2 separate regions of the Homo sapiens genome follow, and region 2 is linked to region 1. The links are chromatin contacts, found by Hi-C or POLR2A ChIA-PET in ENCODE. All regions are on one chromosome and are shown on one strand. The core of a region is the stretch at or near the end of the contact, and the rest is flanking DNA. Distances in the headings are between cores, read along the strand shown.

What was found. Hi-C counts contacts between places; a loop is a spot of excess contacts on that map. ChIA-PET counts read pairs that join two places held with the same protein, here RNA polymerase II (POLR2A). Pooled maps may share reads with other maps.
Region 2: a loop to region 1 is called in a pooled map, with 2.7 times the contacts of the local background. The contact joins two enhancer-like sites. A Hi-C loop is called at or near these places in 2 of 50 pooled maps. POLR2A ChIA-PET finds 5 or more read pairs at or near these places in 2 of 52 experiments (GM12878 and activated T-cell).

Annotation. Positions count from the first base shown.
Region 1 is chr1:15,567,496-15,574,522 of GRCh38, forward strand. DNAJC16 (DnaJ heat shock protein family (Hsp40) member C16) reads left to right here. Exons shown (of 15, transcript NM_015291.4): 15 at 283-4,238. The coding sequence ends at 682. It overlaps AGMAT (agmatinase (putative)), which reads right to left. Exons shown (of 7, transcript NM_024758.5): 7 at 4,204-6,229. The coding sequence ends at 6,156. Among named protein-coding and RNA genes, the nearest start is that of AGMAT, 14 kb to the right of the region's middle. Within about 2 kb of position 4,421, at least 6 of the 41 ENCODE cell types and tissues checked have a DNase peak (open chromatin) inside an H3K27ac peak, as active enhancers do.
Region 2 is chr1:15,914,804-15,922,199 of GRCh38, forward strand. It overlaps SPEN (spen family transcriptional repressor), which reads left to right. Exons shown (of 15, transcript NM_015001.3): 6 at 1,325-1,476; 7 at 4,123-4,248; 8 at 4,601-4,714; 9 at 6,067-6,180. Among named protein-coding and RNA genes, the nearest start is that of ZBTB17, 58 kb to the right of the region's middle. Within about 2 kb of position 4,693, at least 5 of the 41 ENCODE cell types and tissues checked have a DNase peak (open chromatin) inside an H3K27ac peak, as active enhancers do.

The sequences.
Region 1 (7,027 bases), core at 3,171-5,670:
ATTCCCTGAGCCCTTTCAGTTACTGTTCTCTAGCCCTTGTGTATTTTCCAGAAGAGCAATGTTAAGTTCCACCGAGCAAGCGATGGGGGAATGGGTGATTGAAGTGTCGCAGCTGCTGGAGAGGCACTGGCTCCCACAGAAGGCCTTCTTTTTCTCTGTGTTCAGGCCCCATCCAACACAAAGCGTTTTCCTATTATTTTAAGTCTCACTGGGGTATTTATTTTCTCAGCAATTAAATGTGTCAGGAAATGCCCTGAGTCCTCAATTCTCTTCTTCCTACAGGAGCAGCTGCCTACACTTCTCCTTCCTGAGTCTAGATAAACACAGAGAATGGCTAGAATACTTACTAGAATTTGCTCAAGATGCAGCTCCAATCCCAAACCAATATGATAAGCATTTCATGGAGCGTGACTACACTGGTTATGTACTGGCTCTGAATGGCCACAAGAAATACTTCTGCCTCTTCAAGCCCCAAAAGACAGTCGAAGAGGAGGAAGCCATAGGGTCGTGCAGTGATGTTGACTCTTCCCTCTACCTGGGTGAATCTCGAGGGAAACCTTCCTGTGGCCTTGGATCCAGGCCCATCAAAGGAAAGTTGAGCAAGCTCTCTTTATGGATGGAACGCCTGCTGGAGGGCTCCTTACAGAGGTTTTATATCCCATCATGGCCTGAACTAGACTGAGAGGATTTTCCAAAGAGATTTGAACTCTTCAGACTTTTTAACATGCCCCTGTGAACAGGTATTTTCAGGACTCAAACTACCACAATGAACAGAGTATAGATTTTAGATTGCTCTTCTAGAACCATGGCTAGAAGAATCTTTCCTTTGTCCTGTTCTAACCTAGGAATGAAAAACACCACCAGTTTGAATCGCCTAGATGAAAATCTTTTCCTCTGGGTGTTATTTTTCCCCACTGAATGCCACACCATTGAAAATAGACTGCTCATCCCCTCTTCCTTTCTTGTCCTTGTCCCATGCTCACCCCACCCTCCTGTCCTGTGTCTTGGAGAAGCACAGGGCTCCACCCTGCAAGCGGCATCTGGCGGACCCTCATGAGCCTGTCGTGCAGGCCAGGTCATTGGCCCCTTCCCCAATCCCGGCCCTGCTGTGCTGCTGCCATGGCGCATGCTCCTAACTCTGAACAACCCACGGCAGCTTCTAGCCCCGCATCTGGAAAAAGGCCCCTTTCCAAGCAATCTCACGTTTACTGGTTGTTCTGGGAGTAAGTGGCTAAATGTATATTTTGGGGGTATCCCCCAACAACAGTTTGTTGGCCACAGGTTGAAAAGGAAAGGAATAAACGGGAGTTCTGCATGTGAGTTCTCAAGAAAAGGAAAGGGAGGCTGAGCAGTGGCTGAAGCGATGCAGCCTTGAGACACGCTGTGAGCATCCCATCCGCCGCCCCAGCGCTGCTGGTAGCCAGGGGAGGGGTCTGCACAGCGAGAAGTACTGTGATGACTTTGAGCCGTTGACATGTATGTCTTCAGATGCCTTTCTGCCTCTGTCGATTTTAGGGTATGGATATTAGGAGCCATAACTTGTAATCTTGTTCTCTGAACGTAGAGATAAGCTGCTATAAAGCCAGTAGATGTTAAACTGAAGAGAAATTATTCCCACCTGCTATGAGTCAGGCTTAAGGAATCTCTTCAATAGTGTCTCTTTAGTAAAATACCAAACATGTCTTTGTATCAAGGAACTTAAAATTTCTCAACAATTGTATTTTGAACACTGTTACCCTAAAAGTGCTGTCTCTTCAAGTCATCTTTTGCAGGAAGTGAGCCAAGATTTGTTCTAGACTCCCATTTTGCAAAAGGCTTACTTTCCACTTCTGGGCTGTATTTTGATGTCTCATCTTCATTGTTTTCACTCTTAACTTAGAGCTGCTTCACCAGTATTGGGGTCAGACTGGCCATCAGCACCTGAGCGTGCTGAGCTCCAGGTATAGTGGACCCCAGGGTGCCTCATACCAGCCAGTTAGAGAGCATACCTTTTATTTTTCAGGGCAGAATGACCAGTGGTTCTGAGTTTGAGTTTGGACAGCTTCAAAGAGTGGTCCGTTCAAATGTCAAAGCAAGGTGCCTTTGGTGGCTTTGTGAAGGGTGAAAATCAGTGATGGGACATTTACTAAGTATTTCTTTTTTTTTTTTTTTTTTTAGTTGTTGAGACAGAGTTTCACTCTTGTTGCCCAGGCTGGAGTGAAATGGTGCGATCTCGGTTCACCGCAACCTCCACATCCCAGGTTCAAGTGATTCTCCTGCCTCAGCCTCCTGAGTAGCTAGGATTACAGGCATGTGCCACCATGTAATTAGCCCGGCTAATTTTGTATTTTTAGTAGAGACGGGATTTCTCCATGTTGATCAGGCTGGTCATGAACTCCTGACCTCAGGTGATCTGCCTGCCTCAGCCTCCCAAAGTGCTGCTGGGATTACAGGCGTGAGCCACCACTCCCGGCTAAGTTAGTATTTCTTTAATCTTAATGCTTTAAACTAAGCCACTTGGATCCTGAATAATTTAAATCTTGAGCTACATTGGTAAGTAATAAATTATTTAAGGCCAGGAATTCCTGTAGTTTTCATGGAGTCTGTAGCTTTATTAAAAAATAAATCACTGCCAGGCTTCATTCTTCCATATGATCCTCTAAAAATGGACACTTCCTCTGAATGCTGTATCTCATGGCACCTGGTCCAACTAGAAATGGTCAAGGAATTCATTTGGCTCCTTGATACATCAGTCCTCAATATTACTTTCTAGGTATTTTATGGCCAGATTGCTTATATGAGTGGTCTTTTGGTTTGGTAGTAGGTTTTTATTTTTAATTTCTGTACTAATGAAATTCCTGACTTTAATTTCTGAAAACCAAAAACTCTCCAAGTGTATTTATTTATATTTTTTTTAATAGAGACGAGGTCTTGCTATGTTGCCCAGGCTGGTCCCAAACTCCTGGCCTCAAGCAGTCCTTCCACCTTGGCCTCCCAAAGTGCTGGGATTATCAATATGAGCCACCATGCCAGATTTGTTCATTTTTAAACATTTTTATCTCTTCAAGTCATCTTTTGATCTTTTAAAAAGCACCTTCAAACAGCTGCACCTTCCATTTGCACTAGGAAATGAAGGTAGTGATGGGATTGGCAATGTTCCTGGCAGATGTTTCAGCCCAAAAGCTCTTCTACAGACCGGTTTAGAGCTGGTGCCCTATGAGAATATTAGGGAGCTTTTATTTTAAATTGAACTTTACCCTTGTCCATGCAAGGCATTCCTCCTGAATGCATCCATGAATTTGTTTACTTTTGCGTCAAACATATGAGCCATTGTCATGCTCAGCCTGTGCCACCATTGCTCTGTCTGATGTATGTAATCATACAAGACCTGATTTTGGTTCTAACACAGTGGTCTTTGACTATCAACATTGATGTTTTTAGAGATGGGTTCTTCTGGTTGATACAGACTATGCATTGCGTTTAGCAGATGGGGTAAAACTGGCCTAAAACAAGTCTTTGCAGAATACATGCCAATTTCCAAAAAAAAAAAAAAATTTGTTGCTCAGGTGTTGCACAATTTTTATCTAACACTGAGGCTATCAGCTCCAACTAAACAACATTTCAGTGGGTGAGGCTGCCCTAACTTCCATTAGGGGCCATGGTCTCACTGCCATCACTTATTAGCCATGAGAATTTGGTTGTAGTTTTCAGGTAGGTTGGTTTCTTCCTCATTTGCAGCTTGTTGATACTTGTTCCTTTTTATTTATTAACATCCCAATCAATTTGCAGCTGCCATCATTACATAAATATTTTTCTGTTATAAAAAGAAGTGTGATCTGTTTTTTTAGTGATTTCCTTTGTTTGGGAATAGAGATTGGAAGCACATACTCAGACCTGTTTTGTTAACTAGAATTCTTTAAAAGCTGATGCCAAACATCTTTACAGAGGAACTGTAGTTCACATCCACCTGTCTGACATTGTCCCCTAAAAACAAGTGCAGTGTGGCAGCTGCTGAATCTGTCTGTTCAGTTTGTCAAGGAGGATAATTATGCTTGGGAGAGATCTGAAAAGAAGGTGAATATTTTGCACTTTTGATACTCTTAGGAACAAATAACTTATTTGGCAAATTGTTTCTTTTTTATGTTTTGGGTGTTGTTTTTGTTTTTTGACTTTTTTTGTATTGTGAACAGGCACTGAAGCTGATGTTATTTTAAGATTACAGAATGGAAAAAGAAATAAACTATTTTAATGTCTGATAATTATGGGGTAGCCCTTGCATTGCAAGATGATGATTTGATTATGGACACATTATCAACAGAATTGAATTTGCATGGAACTCAAGACACGCTTAAGATCACCACAGCATAACTGCAGATTTCAGGAATTACAGTCATAGAGGGTACATCAACTTGAAGAGTAGATTGAGTCTTACAGGAAGTGAGTTACAATAAGTAACATTAAGAGCCCAGCTGCCAGCCTGGCCAACATGGTGAAACCCCGTCTCTACTAAAAATACAAAAATTAGCCGGGCGTGGTGACGCATGACTGTAATTCTAGCTACTCAGGAGGCTGAGGCAGCAGAATTGCTTGAACCCAGGAGGCGGAGATTGCAGTGAGCTAAGATCGGGCCACTGCACTCCAGCCTGGGGGACAGAGCGAGACTCCATCTCAGAAAAAAAAAAAAAAAAAAAAGCCCAGCTGACATTTTCCAGTTTTGTTTTGTTTTCTGGGGTTTTTTTGTTTTGTTTTGTTTTGTTTTGTTTTTTAGTAGAGACGGGGTTTCACCATGTTGGCCAGGCTGGTCTTGAACTCCTGACCTCAGGTGATCCTCCCGCCTAGGCCTGGGATTACAGGCGTGAGCCACTGGGTCCGGCCTGCTTTTTTTTTTTTTTTTTTTTTTTTGGAGACGGAGTCTCACTCTGTCACCCAGGCTGGAGTGTAGTGGCATGACCTCAGCTCACTGCAACCTCCACCTCCCGGGTTCAAGCAATGCCCCTGCCTCAGCTTCCTGAGTAGCTGGGACTATAGGCACGCGCCACCACGCCCAGCTAACTTCTGTATTTTCAGTAGAGATGGGTTTTCACCATGTTGGCCAGGCTGGTCTCGAACTCCTGACCTCAAGTGATCTGCCCACCTCCGCCCCCCAAAGTGCTGGGATTACAGGCATGAGCCACCGTGTCCAGCCTTAGGTTTTCTAGTTTAGAAGACATTTTGTGTACCCTTCTAGGCCTCTGAGCAAGAAGTTTCTTCATTAGGCTCTCCGTGTTACTTTATACTTTTTACTTACGTTCACAGTGGTCCTAAAACCAAGATGCAGCCCTAAGCACCTCATAGGAGAAGCTGTATTTTTTTTTTTTTTTTTTGAGATGGAGTCTTGCTCTGGCACCCAGGCTGGAGTGCAGTGGTGCGATCTCAGCTCACTGCAGCGTCCGAGGAGGAGCTGTAGTTTAAAGGAAGATACTCAATACTCTAGGAAGCAGATCATCAAAATTTTAAAAAGCGGCTGGGTGCGGTGGCTCATGCCTGTAATCCCAGCACTTTAAGGAGGCTGAGGCGGGCGGATCACCTTAGGTCAGGAGTTCAAGACCAGCCTGGCCAATGTGGTGAAACCCTGTCTCTACTAAAAATACAAAAATTAGCCAGGCGTGGTGGCAGGCACCTGTAATCCCAGGTACTCAGGAGGCTGAGGCAGGAGAATCGATTGAACTCGGGAGGCGGAGGTTGCAATGAACCGAGATCATGCCATTGCACTCCAGCCTGGGTGACAAGCAAAACTCTATCTCAAAAAAAAAAATGTTTAAAAGGAAGATATAGAAATATGGAATGCTTATACAGTATTATTTCATAGTTTTTTTAAATGTCATGTTTCTAATGTTTAGATAATCTTGAAAGAAATTCTCCTCACTTCCCCTTTATCCTCCATCTTTCATCAAAGGAAAAAAAATCAAAGCAGTACAAGTACTCCTTTTTTTTTCCCCCAATTAATCCAAGTTCCTTAGAAATGTTGCTGTTTGGGTGAGAATTCTACTGATTATCCCGACTTCACAGCCAGCAATGACACTTTCAGCAGAAAGTTTTCTTGGCATAAACTCTTTAGTTCTCAGACTGCTTACTCATAAGTTCTTCTTGAGAACTTGTCAGCGACGCAATCTGTTTTGTCTTGAAGAGCACAAGACTCAGACGGTTGTCACTTTGGGGAGAGCACATAGCATCTCAAACAGCAGGTTAGCCGCCAGCAGGGCTGTGTTCCCTAAGAAAAAGTAAAACCTCACATGAATACCCTGCAGACGACCCGCTGAGCCAAGCCTTGGGACTCCTCAGCTTTCTCTTCCCCTTGTGCCTCCTTTTCCAGAGCCCTGTCTTGTGCACCCCTCTAGGGTGCCCGCCAGCTGTGAACACGCTTGCCCAGGCTCTCTGCCTCCATCAAGCATCATTTGGGAATCATATTTTAAAATTCAGAAAGTTCTTTGTTTACTCTGAGAACAGATTTTTCCCAAAGGAGAACCTATAATAATGATGTGTACTGTATTATCTATCCTCTGAGGTCGATAGGCCTAATTCCATAAGTTTGTCTACATTAAAATTATTGGGATGGCGTCTGCTTTGAAGATCTTAACCAGCTAAGTTCCTATTTGATAAATATTAACATATATTATTTATGCTTTAGAATTCACTTTGCAATGAAACATCAAAGGAGACGGGGATTGGGCCACCCTGTCACTAGACTACAGGCTGGTTTCTTTCTCTTCTGCTGATTGGTGGGCAAGCTAATGATACTTAACTACCTCCTGGGGGTTTTGTTAGGGTTAATGAGCTCATGTTTGTAAGGTGTGCAGTAATAGGTGTGTTTTCTTCACCATTGGACATGCTCAGCTGCTTCCCCAAGTCATATAAGGGACTCATCTTTTTTTTTTTTTTTTTGAGATGGAGTCTCGCTCTGTCACCCAGGCTGGAGTGCAGTGGCGCAATCTCAGCTCACTGCAACCTCCGCCTCCTAGGTTCTAAGCGATTCTCCTGCCTTAGCCTCCTGAGTACCTGGGATTACAGG
Region 2 (7,396 bases), core at 3,443-5,942, 350 kb after region 1:
ACAAGAGTGAAACTCCATCTCAAAGAAAAAAAAGAAGAAGAAGAAGCCGTAACAATCATTTCTGTTTGTCACTGGGGACCATGCAATATCAAAAGATAATTTAAAACATATTGCTTTAATCTGTTTTCATAGTTACTCTTATATCTAAAATTTCCGTATTTAGACAGTTGATTTATTGTGTTAGTATGAGAGGGGCGAAATGCTAAATATCTTATAAAATGTTGAAAAGTAAATGAAATTAAACAATGAAGGTGGACTATTTTCAGCTGAGTTTTTATGTCTATTTCAGAGTATAGTTTTATACGCCAAATTGAGAGCCTGCTACGTAATTTTGGAAACTAGGATTAGGCTCAAATAATTAATTACCATTTTTGCTGGGGTTTAAAATCTATTTCTGTGTCAGTGATTATTTTTAAAACAAATCAGGCCAAGTGCAGTGGCTCACGCCTGTCATCCCAGCACTTTGGGAGGCTGAGGCAGGAGGATTGCTTGAGCCCAGAGACCAGCCTGGGCAACAGGCTGGGGGGGTGGAAAAACTAGCTAGGCATGGTGGCATGCACTGGTGGTCCCAGCTACTTAGGAGGCTGAGGTTGGAGGATTGCTTGAGCCTGGGAGGTTGAGGCTCCAGTGAGCCATGATCCTGCCAGTACACTCCAGTCTGGGTGGCAGAGCGAGACTCTGTCCCAAAAACAACAGATCACCTTAGCAAAGATATCTATCTATTTTATTTTTTCTATTTTATTTTTGAGACAGGTTCTCTCACTGCCATCACCCAGCCTGGAGTGCAGTGGCGTGATCACAGTTCACTGCAGCCTCAACTTCCCATTCTCATGCTATTCTCCCACCTCCGCTTCCCAAATAGCTGAGAATACAGGCGTGCGCCACCATACTTGGCTAATTTTTTGTATTTTTTTTGGTAGAGATGGGGTTTCAACATGTTGCCCAGGCTAGTCTCAAACTCTGGGGCTCCAGCGATCCTCCCACCTTGACATCTTAAAGTGCTGGAATTACAGGCATGAGCCACCCTTCCCAGCTAATTTAGCAGATTTAAATCAGTTTATTTTTAATTTTAAAGGTTAAACAAAGTGTTACTTTAGCCTTAATTTTTTTTTGAAACGTTTATTTAGCCTTTGTATTCCTTTTTTGCTTTAGAGTTAATAAGGGGTGGCTATTTCTGAAGGTGTTTATGATATTTCAGTTTATGTGAGTATTCAAGCCCATTATTTCAGACATTTTGTTTTTTAAATGTAGATTTTTCCATGATATATAAATATGCATTAAAATACTGTCTTCTCTTTTTACTCGGCCCCCATTCCACTTACAGAAACAGAAAGTGAAAATGAATTTCGCCCCTTGGATGAAAGGATAGATGAATTTCACCCCAAAGCAACAAGAACTCTCTTTATTGGCAACCTTGAAAAAACCACTACTTACCATGACCTTCGCAACATCTTCCAGCGCTTTGGAGAAATTGTGGTATGTTGCTTTTACTATGTAAACAATTTTAGGTCTTTGTCATAACACATAAAGCATAGTACAGATTATATTTGGAAAGGTGATATTTAATGGTGTAATGAATGAACATTGTTGTGTGCTTTTAGCTCTTGCTAAAAGATAATCCAGAGAATCCCATTGGGTATGGTTCTATATACGTGTGTAAAAATGTAATATATGTCCTTTGTTTACACATATATATTTTCTTACCTCTTTTTTTTTTTTTTTTTTGAGACAGAGTATCACTCTGTCTCCGAGCCTGGAGTGCAGTGTCATGATCACGACTCACTGCAGCCTCAACCTCCTGGGCTCAAGTGATCCTCCCATCTCTCAGTCTCCTGAGTAGCTGGGACTGCAGACATGTCCCACCACGCCCAGCTAACTCTTGTGTTTTTTGTAGAGGTGGTGTTTTGCCATGTTGCCCAGGCTGGCTCTTACCCATTTTTATCTTTCTTTGTTCATTGGGTTCTGTTTTAATGCCATCTCTAGTCCTGTGGATTGAAAGGAAAATCTGGAAGAGAAAAATGTTTGTAAAAATGAAGCAGCAGGCTGAGCATGGTGGCTCACACCTATAATCTCAGCACTTTGGGAGGGTGAGGTGGGCAGATCACTTTGAGCTCAGAAGTTTAAGCCCAGCCTGGGCAACATGGTGAAACCCTGTCTCTATAAAAATACAAAAATTAGCTGGGCGTTGGTGGCTTGCTCCAGTAGTCCCAGCTACTCAGGCGGCTGAGGCTGGAGAACCACTTGAGCCCAGGAAGCAGAGGCTGCGGTGAGCCGAGATCACGCCACTGTACTCCAGCGTGGGTGACAGAGTGAGACCCTGTCTCCAAAAATAGAAGCAGCAAATTAGTGTATGATTGTTTTGTGATCACAGTGCACATCAGAAATACCTTGGGGATTACTAGAATATGGATGTCGTCTGCTAGCAGTTTAATTCTATTAGGAAGTCTTAATTTGAATCACTTTTTATATTATGCAAGTCATTGTTAGATTAAGGGGTACAAGAAGTTTTCTGTTCCTTTATGACTTAAAATTAGAGTCAGTTTAAAAATGAAAATATTTTGGTCACAGCTTTGTAATCTTGGGATATACTATTATTATTTTTTTAGACAGAGTTTCACTCTTGTCACCCAGGCTGGAGTGCAGTGGTGCGATCTTGGCTCACTGCAGCCTCCGCCTCCTGGGTTCAAGCGATTCTCCTGCCTCAGTCTCCTGAGTAGCTGGGATTACAGGCGCCCGCCACCATGCCCAGCTAATTTTGTATTTTTTAGTAGAGGCGGGGTTTCACCGTGTTGGCCAGGCTGGTCTTAAACTCCTGACCTCAGGTGATCTACCTGCCGTGGCCTCCTAAAGTGGTGGGATTACATGTGTGAGCCACCATGCCCAGGCTGGGAGATAACATTTTGTAAGATATCAGCCTTTCTCATCTCCTCAAAATCTTTCATAGAATCGTAACTTCTGTAGAAATCTGCACATGCCTTCTTTCTTGGTTCAGCCACAGCAAACTTATAGAGAACCACAACCCCCAATTAATGCTCCAGCAATATGATATTACAGATTCTTGGCCAGAAAGTCACACATCTGAGGTTTCATCAAAGCACTGGAAGCCCTGGTAGTTAGTTATTGTCCTTGATAGGTATGACAGCCCCACCCCAATGTCCTTCCTTGCTGATGGAGAAATGGATGACCTCATTTTCAATTATTTTGATTTGTCAAATTATTTTGGTTTTGTGGGAGTAGCATATACTCTAATTGCAGTTCTACTGCCTACCTAGATGGGTGGTATGGAATTCAGTAACCTATCTGGGCTCCAGCTTCTTTTGTCTTTAGACAGTTATCTGTTATTTATTTATTTATTTATTGATCTTTTAATTTTAAAGGTTAAAGAACAAAGATTTATTAATCTTCTCAGATATCATATTTTATTTTATTTATTTATTTTTAAGACGGAGTTTCACTTTTGTCACCTGCGCAATGGCGCGATCTTGGCTTACCGCAACCTCTGCCTCCCGGGTTCAAGCGATTCTCTTGCCTCAGCCTTCAGAATAACTAGGATTACAGGCATGTGCCGCCATGCCTGGCTAATTTTTGTATTTTTAGTAGAGACAGGTTTTCACCGTGTTGGCCAGGCTGGTGTCGAACTCCTGACCTCAAGTGATCCGCCCGCCTCCACCTCCCAAAGTGCTAGGATTACAGGCGTGAGCCACGGTGCGCAGCCAGATATCATATTTTAAATGGCCTGGCCCCTAATAACGATTTTAGATATTGCAGAAGGGAATTATTTCTTAGGATTTCATTAAATAGCCTGCCTTTTCTTTATTATCGTTAAGTTTCTCTTAATGCTGTTAGTATGGATTTTAAATTTTGAATTTTGAATTGCAATGCTGTTGCTCCTCTGCAGAGAGCTTCACATGAGAAGGATTTCATGGTTTGTGACAATAAATGCTATATGTTTTATAGCAAACTAGTAACTTACCATTGTATTAAGGTGTACAGTTTTTTTAACTAAGTAAATGATGATTGAGAACATGACTTTTTTGAGAAATAAATACCCTATATGGACTTGGTTCATTCTAATTTATTTTCTTGGGCATATTGCTAAGTTGTATTCATTGGTTTTTTCAGGATATTGACATTAAGAAAGTAAATGGAGTTCCTCAGTATGCGTTTCTGCAATACTGTGATATTGCTAGCGTTTGTAAAGCTATTAAGAAGATGGATGGGGAATATCTTGGAAATAATCGCCTCAAGGTAAATGAATTTGCATAAATTATTGTGCTGTTATGATTTGCTTTGTTTTTTAAGACTTGAAGGGTTTTTTTTTTGCATATGCCTTATTATTTAAGATCCTACTAAGACAGATAACCATAAAAGTGATATACTTCTTTGCATTCCTATCCTATTATATACTGTAATCTGATTAATATTCGATTAGCCAGGCAGGATTTTTTTTGTATATTCCTATTTAATTTTAACCAGATGTTTCCCACTTGAGATGTTGATTTGATAAGATTACTATAGAAAACCAGTTTTCTGAGAATTCTGTTGTAGTTGAATAGTAATTGTGAACTTTACTAATAGAAATTTTGCCTTTTATATTCAGCTGGGTTTTGGAAAGAGCATGCCTACAAACTGCGTGTGGCTAGATGGGCTTTCTTCGAATGTGTCAGATCAGTATTTAACACGACATTTCTGCCGATATGGGCCTGTGGTAAAGGTAGGCGGGAGGTTTTGGTATGTGGTTCAGACTTCTGACTCACTCGTCTTGGTATTCTCTCCTTTCAGTCTCAGTTGGCTAGCATTGCCTATTTCTTTAATAACGAGCACATTAAAATTATGTTTGCTAAGATTTGGTCAATAAGGGCATTTGCATCTGTTGCCTTAAGTTATGAGTATTTTGAAGAAACTATTTTGAACTAGCCAAGGTGATTAATTTTGAAACTATTCTCATAGTATAAATAGAATGAAATAGAAATGTTGCTTAGGGATTTTTATAATTTTATCTTACATTAAAATTAGATAGTCTGACTATATAGTTATTCACATTTACACTAAATATGTAATTAGACTTTTTTAAATGAGGGGAAGTTCACACAACAGAATATTCATCTAACCAATGATTTTTATGTAATACATCCATAAGCAACAGGAAAAGGGTCTCCAGACCCAATTCAGTGTGTGAAGGTAAAGCTTTGGTTCCTTAAAACTATGTTTACTCTGTGGTAGGTATATTGTATACCCTTGACAATGCTTTTTTTTTTTTAAATTTATTTATTTATTTTTAATTGAGACAGAGTCTCACTCTGTCACCCAGGCTGGAGTGCAGCGGCGGGATCTCAGCTCACTGCAACCTCCGCCTCCCAGGTTCAAGCGATTCTCTAGCCTCAGCCTCTTGAATAGCTGGGATTACAGGTGTGTGCCACCACGCCTGGCTAGTTTTGTATTTTTAGTACAGATGGGGTTTTGCCATGTTGGCCAGGCTGGTCTCAAACTCCTGACCTCAAGTGATCCACCTGCCTCGGCCTCCTAAAGTGCTGAGATTACAGGCACTGCGCCTGGCAGACAATACTTTAAATGTAGCTTTTGTTGTTTAGAGAAATACACATCTTAAAGATTGCCTGTATAAAAAAATCCACAGCCTTAAGACAGTTATGCTACTTGTAGCCAAAGTTCACAGAAATTCTTTGTTGTTCTTAATTTTTCCTTCCTTTCAAGGGTGTTTTTTGCTGTTGTTGGTTTTGCTTTTTTGTTTTGAGCCAAAACAAGACGAATACTTTACTGAAATACAATATAGTGGTCAGTAAACATGGAAAACAAAGTAAAATACAGAAGAACAAAATAAAGGCATAATATCTCAAGCCATAATGTCTATGATTCTAAACAGTCCCTGCACATTTTCATTTTATTGTGTTCACTACAGTGTGCATCACACTTTTTTTTTTAATAGAATAAAATATATAAAAATATATTTTTTCTCATCCGTGTCCTTGTGGCTTAGGATTTTGTTGGGACTGACACTAAGTCCAGTGGATGAGGCTCTTACTTGTTTTTTGTTTGTTTGTTTTACAGGTGGTGTTTGACCGCTTAAAAGGCATGGCCCTGGTTCTCTACAATGAAATTGAATATGCACAAGCAGCTGTAAAAGAGACCAAAGGGAGGAAAATCGGTGGGAATAAAATTAAGGTGTGCAGAATGACTTTAAACAGAAGCAAAACAAAGTCCTATTCAAATCTCACCCTCTTGGGCTGGGCGTGGTGGCTCACGCCTGTAATCCCAGCACTTTGGGAGGCCAAGGCAGGTGGATCACCTGAGGTCAGGAGTTCGAGACCAGCCTGATGAACATGGTGAAACCACGTCTCTACTAAAAATACAAGAAAAATTAGCCGGGCTTGGTGGCGCGTGCCTGTTAATCCCAGCTACTTGGGAGGCTGAGGCAGGAGAATTGCTTGAACCCAGGAGGCGGAGGTTGCAGTGTGCTGAGATCATGCCGTTGCACTCCAGCCTGGGTGACAGAGTAAGACTCCATCTCCAAAAAAAAGAAATCACCCCGTTAATAACTAGCATTTTGTAGGCTGCCAGCCAGGGGAGTGGTTTACAAGACACGTATGCTGTATCATTAGTGTTTAAGGGGAATATTACAATTTTATGCTCAGCTACTTGTGGGCACAGCATCTTTAAACCATTAGCCACAGATCCTTCCCTAAAAATCTTCTCATTCAAAGAAGTGTGCTTCTCAGTGTTCGGGTGCTGATGCTCACACAGACACTCTCATCGCAGGCTTGACCACAGTTATGGGTATCTGACACCCAGGGCCTCATAGTATCAGTCCAGCATCCTGAATGATATGTCTTTCTTTCCTTTCCTACTCTCCTGAAGAGTGGGTAGCCACTTAAAGCATAACTTTATGTCCAGTGTATGTTTTTAAAAACTTGTATTCATGGTAGTTTGAAGGAATTTATGCACTTAACTATGAAATAACTATGATTGTTAGGTTGAAAAAAGTATTTTAAAAATAAGATGATAAGCTATTTGATAGCTGATGAGCATCATATGCTTTAGTAACTTTGAGGCCCAGCTGTGAATAAAGTTTAAAATGTTCATCCATATTTTGTTTTATATTCTAACTGTAGTTTTGGCAACAGAGATTGCTGGATTTAGTTGATCTGATTACTTAATTGCCATTTCAGTTTTCCATTTTGCTTTTTTCACTCCTTCACAATTGGGTTTGAAACTTTATAAATTTCATTCTTTTATCACGGTTTATACAGAATTTGAGAGATTTCAGGTTAATATAGTTTCAGTGATGAGGACTGTTTTACTTGAGATACATTGCTGTTTCCTGAAATTTTCTCAGAAGGGCTATGTTGTGAAGAATTTACAAATCTGATAACATTTTTCC